2 separate regions of the Homo sapiens genome follow, and region 2 is linked to region 1. A link is a contact called in ENCODE Hi-C or POLR2A ChIA-PET data. All regions are on one chromosome and are shown on one strand. The core of a region is the stretch at or near the end of the contact, and the rest is flanking DNA. Distances in the headings are between cores, read along the strand shown.

What was found. Hi-C counts contacts between places; a loop is a spot of excess contacts on that map. ChIA-PET counts read pairs that join two places held with the same protein, here RNA polymerase II (POLR2A). Pooled maps may share reads with other maps.
Region 2: a loop to region 1 is called in a pooled map, with 2.4 times the contacts of the local background. The contact joins the promoter of COCH here to the enhancer-like site in region 1. A Hi-C loop is called at or near these places in 2 of 50 pooled maps. POLR2A ChIA-PET finds 5 or more read pairs at or near these places in 2 of 52 experiments (A673 and T-cell).

The regions. Positions count from the first base shown.
Region 1 is chr14:30,977,266-30,983,738 of GRCh38, forward strand. All of the region lies in intron 1 of STRN3 (striatin 3), which reads right to left. Among named protein-coding and RNA genes, the nearest start is that of MIR624, 34 kb to the right of the region's middle. Within about 2 kb of position 2,931, at least 3 of the 41 ENCODE cell types and tissues checked have a DNase peak (open chromatin) inside an H3K27ac peak, as active enhancers do.
Region 2 is chr14:30,870,932-30,877,318 of GRCh38, forward strand. It overlaps COCH (cochlin), which reads left to right and starts at 3,628. Exons shown (of 12, transcript NM_004086.3): 1 at 3,628-3,660; 2 at 3,985-4,041; 3 at 4,125-4,172. The coding sequence starts at 4,008. COCH-AS1 (COCH antisense RNA 1) reads right to left here. Exons shown (of 5, transcript NR_038356.1): 5 at 5,248-5,621. RefSeq lists a silencer at 3,190-3,709.

The DNA of each region.
Region 1 (6,473 bases), core at 1,681-4,180:
ACCAACAATTTAGCTTCCATCTTAGGAAATCAAAGAACAGCATTATAAACAAAAGAAATAATAAAAAATAGAACACAGAAATCAAAAAAATTACCATAGAAAAATCAATAAAATCAGCTCATTGAAAAGATCATTAAAATGGATTAAACTCTAGCCAGGCTAGCAAAAAAGGGGGAAAGATGGAGAAAGGGGAAGAAAGAGGAAGAAAGACACAAACTACTAATATCAGAAATGAGGCCGGGCATGGTGGCTCAATGCCTGTAATCCCAGCACTTTGGGAAGCCGAGGTGGGCAGATGACCTGAGGTCAGGAATTCAAGACCAGCCTGGACAACATGGTGAAACCCCATCTCTACTAAAAATACAAAAAAAAAAAAAATTAGCCAGGTGTGGTGGTGGGCGCCTGTAATCCCAGCTACTCGAGAGGCTGAGGCAGGAGAATCGCTTGAACCCAGAAGGCAGAGGTTGCAGTGAGCAGAGATTCACACCATTGCTCTCCAGCCAGGCAAACAAAACAAGACTCTATCTCGAAAAAAAAAAAAAAAAAAAAAAACATGAAAGAAGGGTCCTCATTATTGAACCCATGGACATTAAAAGGAAAATAAAAATTATAAATAGCTTAATGCCCACAAATTTGATAACTAAGATGAAGTGGACCAATTCCTTGAAAGACACAATCTACAAAAACTTACATAAGGAGCAATAAATGACGTGAATGGATCCATATATACTAAAGAAATGGAACCAAAAGTTAATAATCTTCAAAAATAAAAAGCATCATGCACAGATGGGCTCTAGGGTGAATTCTACTAAACATTTGAGAATGAAATACCAATTCTCTACAATCTCTTCCAGAAAACAGAAGCAAAAGGAACACTTACTAATTCACGTGATGAAGCCAGCATTATCCTAATACCAAAACCAGAAAAATGTACTAGAAGAAAGGAAAACGACAAACATATCTCTCATGAGCATAGATGCAAAACTCCTTAACAAAATATTAGCAAACTGAATCCAACAAAGTAGGATTTATTCCAGGCATACTAGACTGATTCAACATTCAAAACTGTGTTAATATAACGCATCATTAATTGGTTAAACAAGCTGAAGAAGAAATATCAATAGATACAGAAAAGAACAAAATCTTATACCCATTCATGACAAAAACTCTCAATAAACAGGAATAAGGGGAACACCCTCAACTTAATAAAGGATATCTATGAAAAACGTACAGCTAAATATCATATTTAATTATGAAAAAGTAGATGCTTTTCCCCCTAAGACTGGGAAGAAGGCAAGGATCTCCTCTTTCATCACTCCTATTCAACATCATACTCAAAGTCCTAGCTAATGCAAGAGATGAGAAAAGAAGAGGTATACAGATTGAGAAGGTAGGAATAGAACTGTTTGCGGATGACCTGACTGCCTATGTTAAAAATCCTAAAACATCAATAAAAAGAACCCTGGATCAAAGAAGCAATTATAAAGCTAGGTGCGGTGGCTAACGCTTGTAAGCCCAGAACTTTGAGAGGCCAGGGCAGGCAGATCACTTGAGCTCAGGAGTTTGAGACCAGCCTGGCCAACATGGTGAAACCCTGTCTCTACTAAAAAATACAAAAGTTAGCTGGGCATGGTGGCACACGCCTGTAGTCCCAGCTACTCAGGAGGCTGAGGCAGGAGAATCGTTTGAACCCATGATGCAGAGGTTGAAGTGGGCCGAGATCATGCCACTGCACTCCAGCCTGGGCAACAGTGTGAGACTCCATCTCAAAAAAAAAAAAAAAAAAAAAAAAAAAGGCAATTACAGCAAGGTTGCAGCAAACAAGATTAATAAACAAAAGTCTGTTACTTTCCTATGCAATAGTAATAAACATTTAGATTTTGAAAGTCAAAACATAGTACCATTTACCTTAGCACCAAAAACCTTAAGCATAAAGCTAACAAAACATGCACAGGAAGAAAACTACAAAAAACTCTGATGAGAGATATCAAAGAAAATCTAAATAAAAGGAAACATTTAAAAAGTATATTTTTATTGTGAAGATAAGGTCAAAGACCTAGGCCCAAAGAAAAAGGTTTTGCAACGGACTGTGTAGTTGCTTCAATAAAATAGGTACCAAAAATTTTGTTTTTATGTGCCCAACTCAACAAATTTTGTTTTTAATTACTTGATCTGAAGTGTACTTCAGGCAAAAATTAATTTTTATAAACTTGTTTCCATATACAATTTCAGTTGATAATTTAGGGTAACAAATATTACTACTGATTTTCAGGATAGCTTTTCTTCCTTTGAATACAGGAAAAGGTGTTCGTTGATTTGCGACATTTTATTTTTATTTATTTATTTATTTTTGAGATAGAGTCTCGCTCTGTCGCCCAGGCTGGAGTGCAGTGGCACCATCTCGGCTCACTGAAACCTCCGCCTCCTGGGTTCAAGCAATTCTCCTGCCTCAGCCTCCTGAGTAGCTGGGACTACAGGTGCACACCACCACACCCGGCTAATTTTTGTATTTTTAGTATAGATGGCGTTTCACCATGTTGGCCAGGATGGTCTTGAACTCCTGACCTCAGGTAATCTGCCCGCCTTGGCTTCCCAAAGTGCTGGGATTACAGAAGTGAGCCACCATGCCTGGCGGGACATTTTATATATCATCTGAATTTATTCAACAATCAGCATGTGAATGCACATAAGAATTATTTCAGGCCAGGTGCGGTGGCTCACGCCTGTAATCCCAACCACCTTGGGAGGCCAAGGTGGGCGGATCACGAGGTCAGGGGTTCTAGACCATCCTGGCCAACATGGTGAAATCACATCTCTACTAAAAATACAAAAATTAGCCAGACATAGTGTGTGCCTATAATCCCAGCTACTCGGGAGGCTGAGGCAGGAGAACTGCTTGAGCCCAAGAGGCGGAGGCTGCAGTCAGCTGAGATTGTACCATTGCACTACAGCTGGGATGACAGAGCAAGACTCTGTATGGGGGCGGGGAGAATTATTTGATATTTGTTGATACTTGACAGCAGATAATTTTTTAACTGCAAGACCACTAGAGGTCACCAGCGTAAAACTTTCAACTTTGATTCTGCTGGTAGTGAACTAAAAAGTTCAACTACTATTCTGCAATGTTTCTTTGTTTCTTTTTTTTTCTTTTTTTTGTTTTGAGATGGAGTGTTGCTCTGTCACCCAGGCTGGAGTGCAGTGGCACAATCTCAGCTCACTGCAACCTCTGCCTCCCGGGTTCAAGCTGTTTTCCTGCCTCAGCCTCCCGAGTTGCTGGGATTACAGGCACCCGCCACCACGCCCAGCTAATCTTTGTATTTTTAGTAGAGACGGGGTTTCACCATATTGGCTGGGCTCAAACTCCTGACCTTGTGATCTGCCCACCTCGGCCTCCCAAAGTGCTGGGATAACAGGCGTGACCCACCGCACCCGGCCCTATTTTGCGATGTTTCTTAAAAAACAGTATCTTGCTTTGACAAATAACTTCACAAAATTTGTTCTATTGCAAGAGTTTTCTTTAAAAAAATTTTTTTAACTAAAAGCAAACACTAGATATAGGTGAGTTTTGTTGTATTTAATGATTTTAAGACATTCTTTAGCACTTACTAAAGAAACTGCAACACCACTCAGAAGCAAACATCCAAGGAATTAAAAAAAAAACTTAAATATTTTAGCTTTGGAAGCAACATACAGGCGAATTCAGGTTAGAGCAACTAATAATAAATCCATAACACCACTACTCAAAAACAGTAGGTTTTCTGTCCAGGCATGGTGCCTCATGCCTGTAATCCCAACACTCTGAGAGGCCCAGGCAGGAGGATCACCTGAAGCCAGCCAGGCGTTCAAGACCAGCCTGGACAACAAAGCAAGATCTTGTCTCTACAAAAAAAAGTTTAAAAATTAACCAGGCATGACGGTGTGCACCTGTAATCCCAGCTACTTGAGAGGCTGAGGTGGGAGGACCACTGGAGCCCAGGAGTTGGAGACCGAGGGAACTATGACTGCACCACTGCACTCCAGCCTGGGCAACAGAACAAGACCCCATCTCTCAAAATAAATTAAAATAACACAGTAGGTTAAGAAATGTTGGCACCCACACCTGTTAATGGTCAACTAAAATTATTCATGTGTATTCAAAGTACTTAAATATTTGGGGCTAGAGGCAAGGTTCAAATGTAAAATAATTTTAAGATTAAAGAGTCAGCAAACCATTGACATTTTACATAAAGCAAAAAATACAAAATAAAAACCATATCACACAAGAGTTTCAAAACCTAGCTAATTATGAGAATCACAAGGTAGCTTAGAATTCACACACACACACACACACACACACACACACCCCATAATTCAGTGTGCTAAAGCAGGGCACAAAAACCTTTGTATGATCATCTAATAACAGAAACAGTCCAGTCCCCGACCTACCCAGTACCTGCTCAATTTCTGTCTTTTCAAAGAGGATGGATAAACAAAAAACTTGCTTGCAAGAGCTTATAAAATTTTTCATGAAAATAACGTTTTCCAATTTTATTGATAAAAGAATTCCAGGCTGGGTGCGGTGGCTCACGCCTGAAATCCTAGCACTTTCGGAGGCCAAGGTAGATGGATCACTTGCAGTCAGGAGTTCGAGACCAGCCTGGCCAACATGGTGAAACCCCATCTCTACTAAAAATACAAAAATTAGCCCAGGCATGATGGCGTGTGCCTGTAATCCCAGCTACTTGGGAGGCTGAGGCAGGGGAACTGCTTGAACCCGGGAGGCAGGGAGGTTGCAGTGAGCCAAGATTGTGCCACTGCACTCCAGCCTGGGTGAGGAGCAAGACTCTGTCTCACAAAAAAAAAAAAAAAAAAAAGAATTCCAAGGGGAAAAAAAAAGACTAAACAGTAATTAGGATGTCCAAAAGCAAATAAAACTTATCTCTTCTACTTATAATAGATCCTAAAATAAGGTTTAATGAATTATAAAAAATACCACCACCATCCTCAAAGATCTCAATGACATTTTACATGGCAACAGGTGGTTTAAAGCATAATAGAGATACTCAATTTTTATTTATTTTTAGACAGAGTCTCACTCTGTTGCCTAAGCTGGAGCACAGTGGCGCAATCTCAGCTTACTGCAACCTCCGCATCCCGGGTTCAAGCAATTCTCCTGCCTCAGCCTCCCAAGTAGCTGGGACTACAGGCACACACCACCACTCCCGGCTAATTTTTTTGTATTTTTAGTAGAAACAGGGTTTCATGATGTTGGCAAGGCTGGTGCCGAACTCTTGGCCTCAAGTGATCTGCCCGTCTCGGCATCCCGAAGTGGTGGGATTACAGGCGTCAGCCACTGTGTCTGGCCAATAGATAATTTTTAACTGGTAACTGTATTCCAATAATTTCACATTCACGTGGTATTTGCAAGCATTAAGCCACAGATAAGCCCCTTTTCCATAAAAAGAGGAAGTTTACCCCCTTGAGGTAGGAAACTATGAGCTATTTTAATGGTACTTTATTTTTTTACTTTTTTTAATTTTAGATACAGTCTCGTTATGTTGCCCAGATGGAGTGCAGTGGTGCCGATCATAGTACCTGTTGGGTACTGTGCTTATTGCCTGGGTGATGAGATCATTGGGACCCCAAGCCTCAGCATCACACAATTTACCCATGTAATAATAAACCTACACATGTACCCTTTAATCTATAATAAAAGTTAAAACTTAAAAACTAAAAATAAATTAGAAAAATGCTACCAAAATGCTCCATAAAATTAGAAATTTTTTGTCTTTTGTTCACTGATATATTCTTACTATCCAGAACACTGTCTGGCATATGTAAAGACTCAATAAATATTTGGCAAATTTTTGTTGCTGAATAAATGAAGTCATAAAGTTCTTGGTTTTCTCAACTGTAAAATATGGAAATGACCATATGTGTGCAATCTCTTATAATACCTCAAGCTTGGAAGAACTTACTTCATCTACAAAAAATGAAATTACCTTAACATAAGGCAGGCCGGGTGCAGTGGCTCATGCCTGTTATCCCAGCACTTTGGGAGGCTGAGGTGGGAGGATCGCCTGAGGTCAGGAGTTCAAGACCAGTCTGGCCAAAATGGAGAAACCCCGTCTCTACTAAAAATACAAAAAAATTAGCCGCGTGTGGTGGCGTATGCCTGTAATCCCAGCTACTCCGGAGGCTGAGACGGGGGAATCGCTTGAACCAGGGAGGTGGAGGTTGCAGTGAGCCGAGATCGTGCCACTGCACTCTAGCCTAGGCGACAGAGCGAGACTCCGTCTCAAAAATAAATAAATAAAATAAGGCAAAGATGTTTTTTCATGTGTAAAGGGAGAATTCACTTTGATCAAATAAATGTGATTCCTCAGATTTTATTAATCTACTCTACACTAATTCAGTATATTAATGATCAAAATGAAAGAAATATTTAAGAGAGTTAAGAAAGTAAAGATGAATAAGCTGAAAGAATCCTAAAT
Region 2 (6,387 bases), core at 2,378-4,877, 110 kb before region 1:
TTCAGGGGCAGATTCATACCTAGGTAACAACGGAACAGAGACAGAGCCTATATAAACTAAGAGTTTTATCTGTGTAAGCACAAGCCAAATCCCATCAGGTAACTATGCCATCCTTGAGAAACTCTTTTAGGGCCATCAGCAGCATCCTGAAGCCTGACAATGCCACCCAGGTATCAGTGTTAGAGGCAGCTTATTTCCCTAACAATGCCAGCGCATTCTGCACAAAGTCAGAAATGTGACTGTGCAGCATTCCCAGGGAAAATTACTTTTGAAATTGAGTTTTCAATCTTTTTGTTAGGGATTGTTTTTAAACAACCATCAGGCCAGAAAATGCTTCCATTTTTTATCAGGGGAATGCAGTAGGCATATTAAAGTTGGATTTTAACGAAAAGATAATGAAAGAAGAATGAAAGATTAGCAGAATTAGCTTAACCTCTAACACTGAGCACCTGGACTGCACATTAGAATCACCTGGAGAGCTTTTAAAAATTCTAATGCCCTGGCCCCAGCCCAGACCAATTATATTAAAATCTCTGGGGTGGGACCCAGGCATGAGTATTTTTAAAGCTCTCCAGGTAGTTCCAACGTGCAGCCCAGACAGGAATCCACTGCTCTACACGGAGTTCATCTAAATTTTGAATATCAAATACTTCCCACTAAAGTAGGATAAAATCAGGCGCAGTGGCTCATGCCTATAATCCCCACATTTGGGGAGGCCCAGGCGGGAGGATCACGTGAGGTGAGGAGTTTGAAATCAGCCTGGGCAAATAATGAGACTACCTCTCTACAAAAAGTAAAAAATGAGCCAGTCATAGTGGTGTGTACCTGTAGACCCAGCTACTCAGGAGGGTGAGGTGGGAGGATCTCTTGAACATAGGAGTTTGAGGCCGCAGTGAGCTTTGATTGTGCCACTACACTCCAGCCTGGATGACAGAGTGAGAATAAGTCTCTAATAATAGTAATTAATAACAATATAATAAGATTAAATTAAATTAAAAATTAACAAATAATGAGGCCGGGCCTCACGCCTGTAATCCCAGCACTTTGGGAGGCCAAGGCAGGTGGATCACCTGAGGTCAGGAGTTGGAGACCAGCCTTGCCAACATAGTGAAACCCCATCTCTACTAAAAATACAAAATTAGCCAGTTGTGGTGGCACGTGCCTGTAATCCCAGCTACTCAGGAGGAGGCTGAGGCACGAGAATTGCTTGAACCTGGGAGGCAGAGGTAGGAGTGAGCCGAGATAGCGCCATTGCACCCCAGCCTGGGAGACAAGAGCAAAACTCCATCTCAAATAAAATAAAATAAAATAAAATATTTAAAAAAATAATAAAGCAGGATTAACCAGGCATCCTAGGAGTACGATTACCCTAAAATATCACCCAACTGAATACAAAACTCTGTCATTTTAACAATTTGTCTTTTTAAGTCAAATATACCTAGATTTGACTCTCTTCAGATATTTCCAAAGCAGAGGCAATTACCTCTTAAATTCAGATATTTTTCTTTAATATACTTATGGTGAGCATGAACTACAAACTAGCTAAGAATGAGAGTCTAAACCCCACTCTTCCACTCTCCTTGGTTGGCCTTACCAAAAAGAAAAAAATAGTAAAGACAGAGTAACTTCTCTTAAATGTTTCAAAACAAAATAATTAAGATGAATCTCAGTAAACAACCATGAAATTCAGTGAGGTATTTCCTTTATTTTTTAATGGTTACAGACTCAGGGTCTGTCATGGAAATAGCTGCATAGTTTTGACTCTGCCAAATCACTCACTGAAATTACATCACAGGAGGGCTGCCAGTGCCCTGTGGGGGCTCTGAATAGCATCTACCCCTTTGGCCATTTGGGACCTGCCTGCTGAGCTGTGAAGTGGCAGGTTTTTTCCAGCGTACAGACTCTTCCTAATTATATAGCATCATGACAATTTGTCCAGCCTAATTAGGGGAGGTTATCCAACCCTGATTGAGGACACTCAATAAACAATAATGGAAAAGACAGCTTTAATTGTCCTGAGGCTTGAAATTTCTCCCATGGAAAATATCAGGGGCAGTGGCTAGATTACTGGATTTCTAAGAAAAGGGTAATTCTCTATACCAGGGAAGGGAGTAAATCTTGAAAGCAGCCATGAAAATAAACATCAAAAACCTCCCAGCCCTCAAATGTTATTTGGTCTCTTTCCCTCCAGAAGACATTCAGGTAGTAAAGGGAATGAAATCAACACTCCTTAGTTGCCTGATACAAATACTAAGTCATTCCAATCAGGAAGATAGTTGTAATTAAGACTACTACACTAGTTGACTTCCAGGTGATGGTGGTGTATTTGTTTCTCAGTATAAAATGGCATGGGAATACTTTTCAACAATAAAAAGAAAGGAAGTACTGTTCTATAATGCCTCATGGATGAACCTCAAAAACATTCTGTGCAGTGAAGGAAGCCGCACAATGTATAATCCCATCTATAAGAAACGACCACTAAGAAAAATCTATAGAGACAGGAAATAGGTTAGTGATTGCCTAGGACTAGGAGTGGGAGAAGAGACTGACTGACAATGGCGAGGAGATCATTTTGGGGAGGATGAACCTGTTCTGAAATTGGCTTGTGGTGATGGTTGTACAGCTCTGAAAATTTACTAAACATCATTGAACTGTACACTCAAAACGGATGGATTTTATGGCATGTAAATTGTAACTAAATAAGGCTATTTGAAAAAGTTTATATTGTACCAGAAAGGTTAGCGTCTGGGCCTGGGTCTGGTTCTTCCGCTGCCATGCAGGTCGCCTGTCACTAACACTCCTCAAGAATTCTGCTCCTTCTCCATTTCCATTTGTAAAACGTTAGCAGGATGGTGCGGGGAGAAGGAGAACACATTATCAAATCTGAGATTCTGTGCAGTCACAAGACACCAAGTCTGGGAATTTCGAAAGGCAATCAGGCATAAATTCTTCCTGAGGTGAGAAAGAAGCAAAGGTACCGGCTGCTGGGGTCAGGGCTGTCTCACACGCGTGGCTCTAGGCAGGAGCACAAATTGAACCACTGGGGAAAGTAGGACTCCAGCAGAAACGAAGGCGCAAGGCCGAATCCCTAAGGTCCAACGAGCTAGCAGTCAGTTGACAGGGTTTCTAACAAAAACGCGGCATGCGTTTACCAAACCTAGGGTGGTTTTATTTCAGAAGTAGGAACTCTTTCCACGAGAGCACCAAGTTGAGAAGTTCGGTTCTCAGGCCGCGTGGACCTGACAGCTCTCAGAAGCTCCAGGCCTCGCTGGGTGGGGCGGGTAGCGGCCGCCGCTGCCTCAGCAGCCCTGGTCCCGGCAGAGCAGGGCTGGCGAGGCCGCTGCTGCCGCCGTCGGGGCCGCCGGCCCTCCACACTCGTTGAGACGCCGGCACGGGGACCTTCGTGCCCCTCTAGGGACTGGCGCCGCGTCCAGGTGGCCGAGCCTGCGCTGCTGGAGGAGGCGCCTCCGCGCCGGCCTCACCCCGGGGCCGGCAGGGGGCGAAGGCGGAGCTGGAAGTCGCCGCCGGGCCCCGGGGGACCGGCTCCCGCGCTTCCTCCCGCGCCCCCCGCACAGTGCTCATGCGCACGGCCCAGCCTTTATAGCGGCCGCGGGGGCCTTGCCTTCCGCACTCGGGCGCAGCCGGGTGGATCTCGAGCAGGTGCGGAGCCCCGGGCGGCGGGCGCGGGTGCGAGGGATCCCTGACGCCTCTGTCCCTGTTTCTTTGTCGCTCCCAGCCTGTCTGTCGTCGTTTTGGCGCCCCCGCCTCCCCGCGGTGCGGGGTTGCACACCGATCCTGGGCTTCGCTCGATTTGCCGCCGAGGCGCCTCCCAGACCTAGAGGGGCGCTGGCCTGGAGCAGCGGGTCGTCTGTGTCCTCTCTCCTCTGCGCCGCGCCCGGGGATCCGAAGGGTGCGGGGCTCTGAGGAGGTGACGCGCGGGGCCTCCCGCACCCTGGCCTTGCCCGCATTCTCCCTCTCTCCCAGGTGTGAGCAGCCTATCAGTCACCATGTCCGCAGCCTGGATCCCGGCTCTCGGCCTCGGTGGGTGCGCGCCCCTCACGACCCCGGCCCCTTGCTCCGCTGGGTGGAGGCTGGAGCCAGCCCTCACGCTTCTCTCTTCGCAGGTGTGTGTCTGCTGCTGCTGCCGGGGCCCGCGGGCAGCGAGGGAGCCGGTGAGTGGGGGAGCTGGGGTGCGTCCAGGCGGTCGCAGGGGCTGAGCACCAGCGGGTACAAGCGGGACTCAGATCCAGCCCCTTGGGCTTCAGCCCTACCGCCTGAGGAGGAAGGCGCGAAGGTTGAGCCGCCGCGTGGCGCGCCCGCGTTAACCCCTGCAGCCGATCTGCTCCTGCTCACCTGTTTCTCCCATGGTAGGGGGCCCCTGGGGTCCAGTGGGGGGACGTTCTCCAAGAGCACTAGGAAGAAGGCCTCCTCCAGGCCCACCCACAGCCCCAGACCCCGGGCCCGCTGAGCGCCGGCAGCAGGAGGTCGAGGAAGGAGGACTCCTTGAGCCTCACCGAGGAGCGCACCAGTCCTGGGCTCTGCTGCGTTTGGGGGTGGAGGAGAAGCCGCCCAGACCCGACTTCAGGTTGCCGTAGCCGAGAGAGAGGGAGGCGAACGTCGCTGTCCCACCTTGTTTGACTCGCTAGCTATGTTTCTAGGTGTAACCCCTATAATCAGAAGCACTCGCGGTCTCACTCTACACGCTAGAGAGTTTAAAAAGTTTGTACCACGTGTAGAGGTCCGGGTATGGGTGTGTGGTTTGGTGTATTTTCCAGTGTAAAAGGCAACGCTTTCCTAAGAGCTACCGTTTGTTTTCCTTGAAAGTAGGAATGAGGGTTAAGTATCCCTCATGGCTGTATTTCTCCCGCTCTACTTAACAAAAGTCAGTGTTCGCAACTAAAGGCGGTCGGTCTTGGCACCGGATTCCGATGCCGCCCCCATCTCAGCGGAAAATGGGAGGAAGGATTAAGGCTGTTTGATGATAGGTATGAGGCTGTTTAGGGGTAAGGATTTTAACCTCTCAGCTCTCTAGACTGCTTCAGAGCTAAGAAATGGGCATTGCGCCTGCATCCTTCCTTCTCTTCCATGGAATGTAAGGTACCTGTCACCACAAAGGGCACAGAGGAGGGTGCTTGTCACAGGCAAGGTACTCAGTTGGACAGTATGGCCAGAAAGTATTCCTCTGCCTTGGAAAAAAAAGGTTTTTAAAATTAATATATGTTTTAAAAAGGTTTGGATAACTACAACTTCCCATGTTTGAAAAATAGCATTTAATAACATTAATCTCAATTTAGTATCGACAGTAAATTCACAAATTAACATGTTGTATTATGTTATCTTGTTACTTGTTGCCAAGAGCTTGTCTCTTCCTAGCATCATTTATAGTAAAAACTGATTCTTTGTTAGGTTGACAGTGTAAAACTTGAGAATATTAACAGTGCTTTCTAAAAATGCATCCGCTGCTTGATAAATCTCACTGGACAGATCTGGAGCAGAAATAATCAGGTTCAATTAAGATAAAAATGCTGTATTCTGAAGGGATTCACTTTTCTGTTTTCTGTCCTTCGGGAGTTGTAGAATGTTGTTTGGGCAAATTAACCCCACGGCTTTAATTTTCTCATCTATAAAATGAACAATCAAGTTAGATAACTTTCTGTGAATCTAAGCATCTTTTTGTTGGCTTCCTTAATGTGTGAGTTTAAGGATCTGCATTTGTAGGCTAACTAGGATAAATGGTCCTATGAAGGAAAGGATGGCTTTGATTTGTGCACATGTCTATGAAAATGTTCCACAAAGGCTCAATCCAGATTTACTATCTTTACCTCAAGCAACTGTGTACATAGCGTCATCAAAGTTGAGATTTAAAAATTTTTTTTTTTCTTCTGGAGACAAGATCTTATTCTGTAACCCAGGATGGAGTGCAGTGATGCAATCATAGCTCATTGCAAGCTTGAACTCCCGGGCTCAAGCAATCCTCCCACCTCAGCCTCTCCAGTGGCGGAGAGTACAGGCATGCACCACCACGTGTGGCCATTTAAAAAAAATTTTTTTTTTTTAGAAGAGATGAGGTCTTGCTATGTTGTCCAGACTGGTCTTGACCTCCTGGACTCAAGCAAATCCTCTTGTCTTGGCCTGCTAAAGTGCTGGGATTATAGGCATGAGTCACCACGCCCAGCCAAGATTTTTTATATTTCTATAATTAATATTAAATGACTTTTATTTTCTAGTTCAGATATAGTTCCAATTATGTATTTCCAACCTGGTTAAGAACTGAGAAGCCAGGCACAGTGGCACACCTGTAATCCCAGCTACTAGGGAGTTGGAGGTGGATCACTTGAGCTCGGGAATTTGAGCCTAGCTTGGGCAACTTGGCGAGTCCCCATTTCA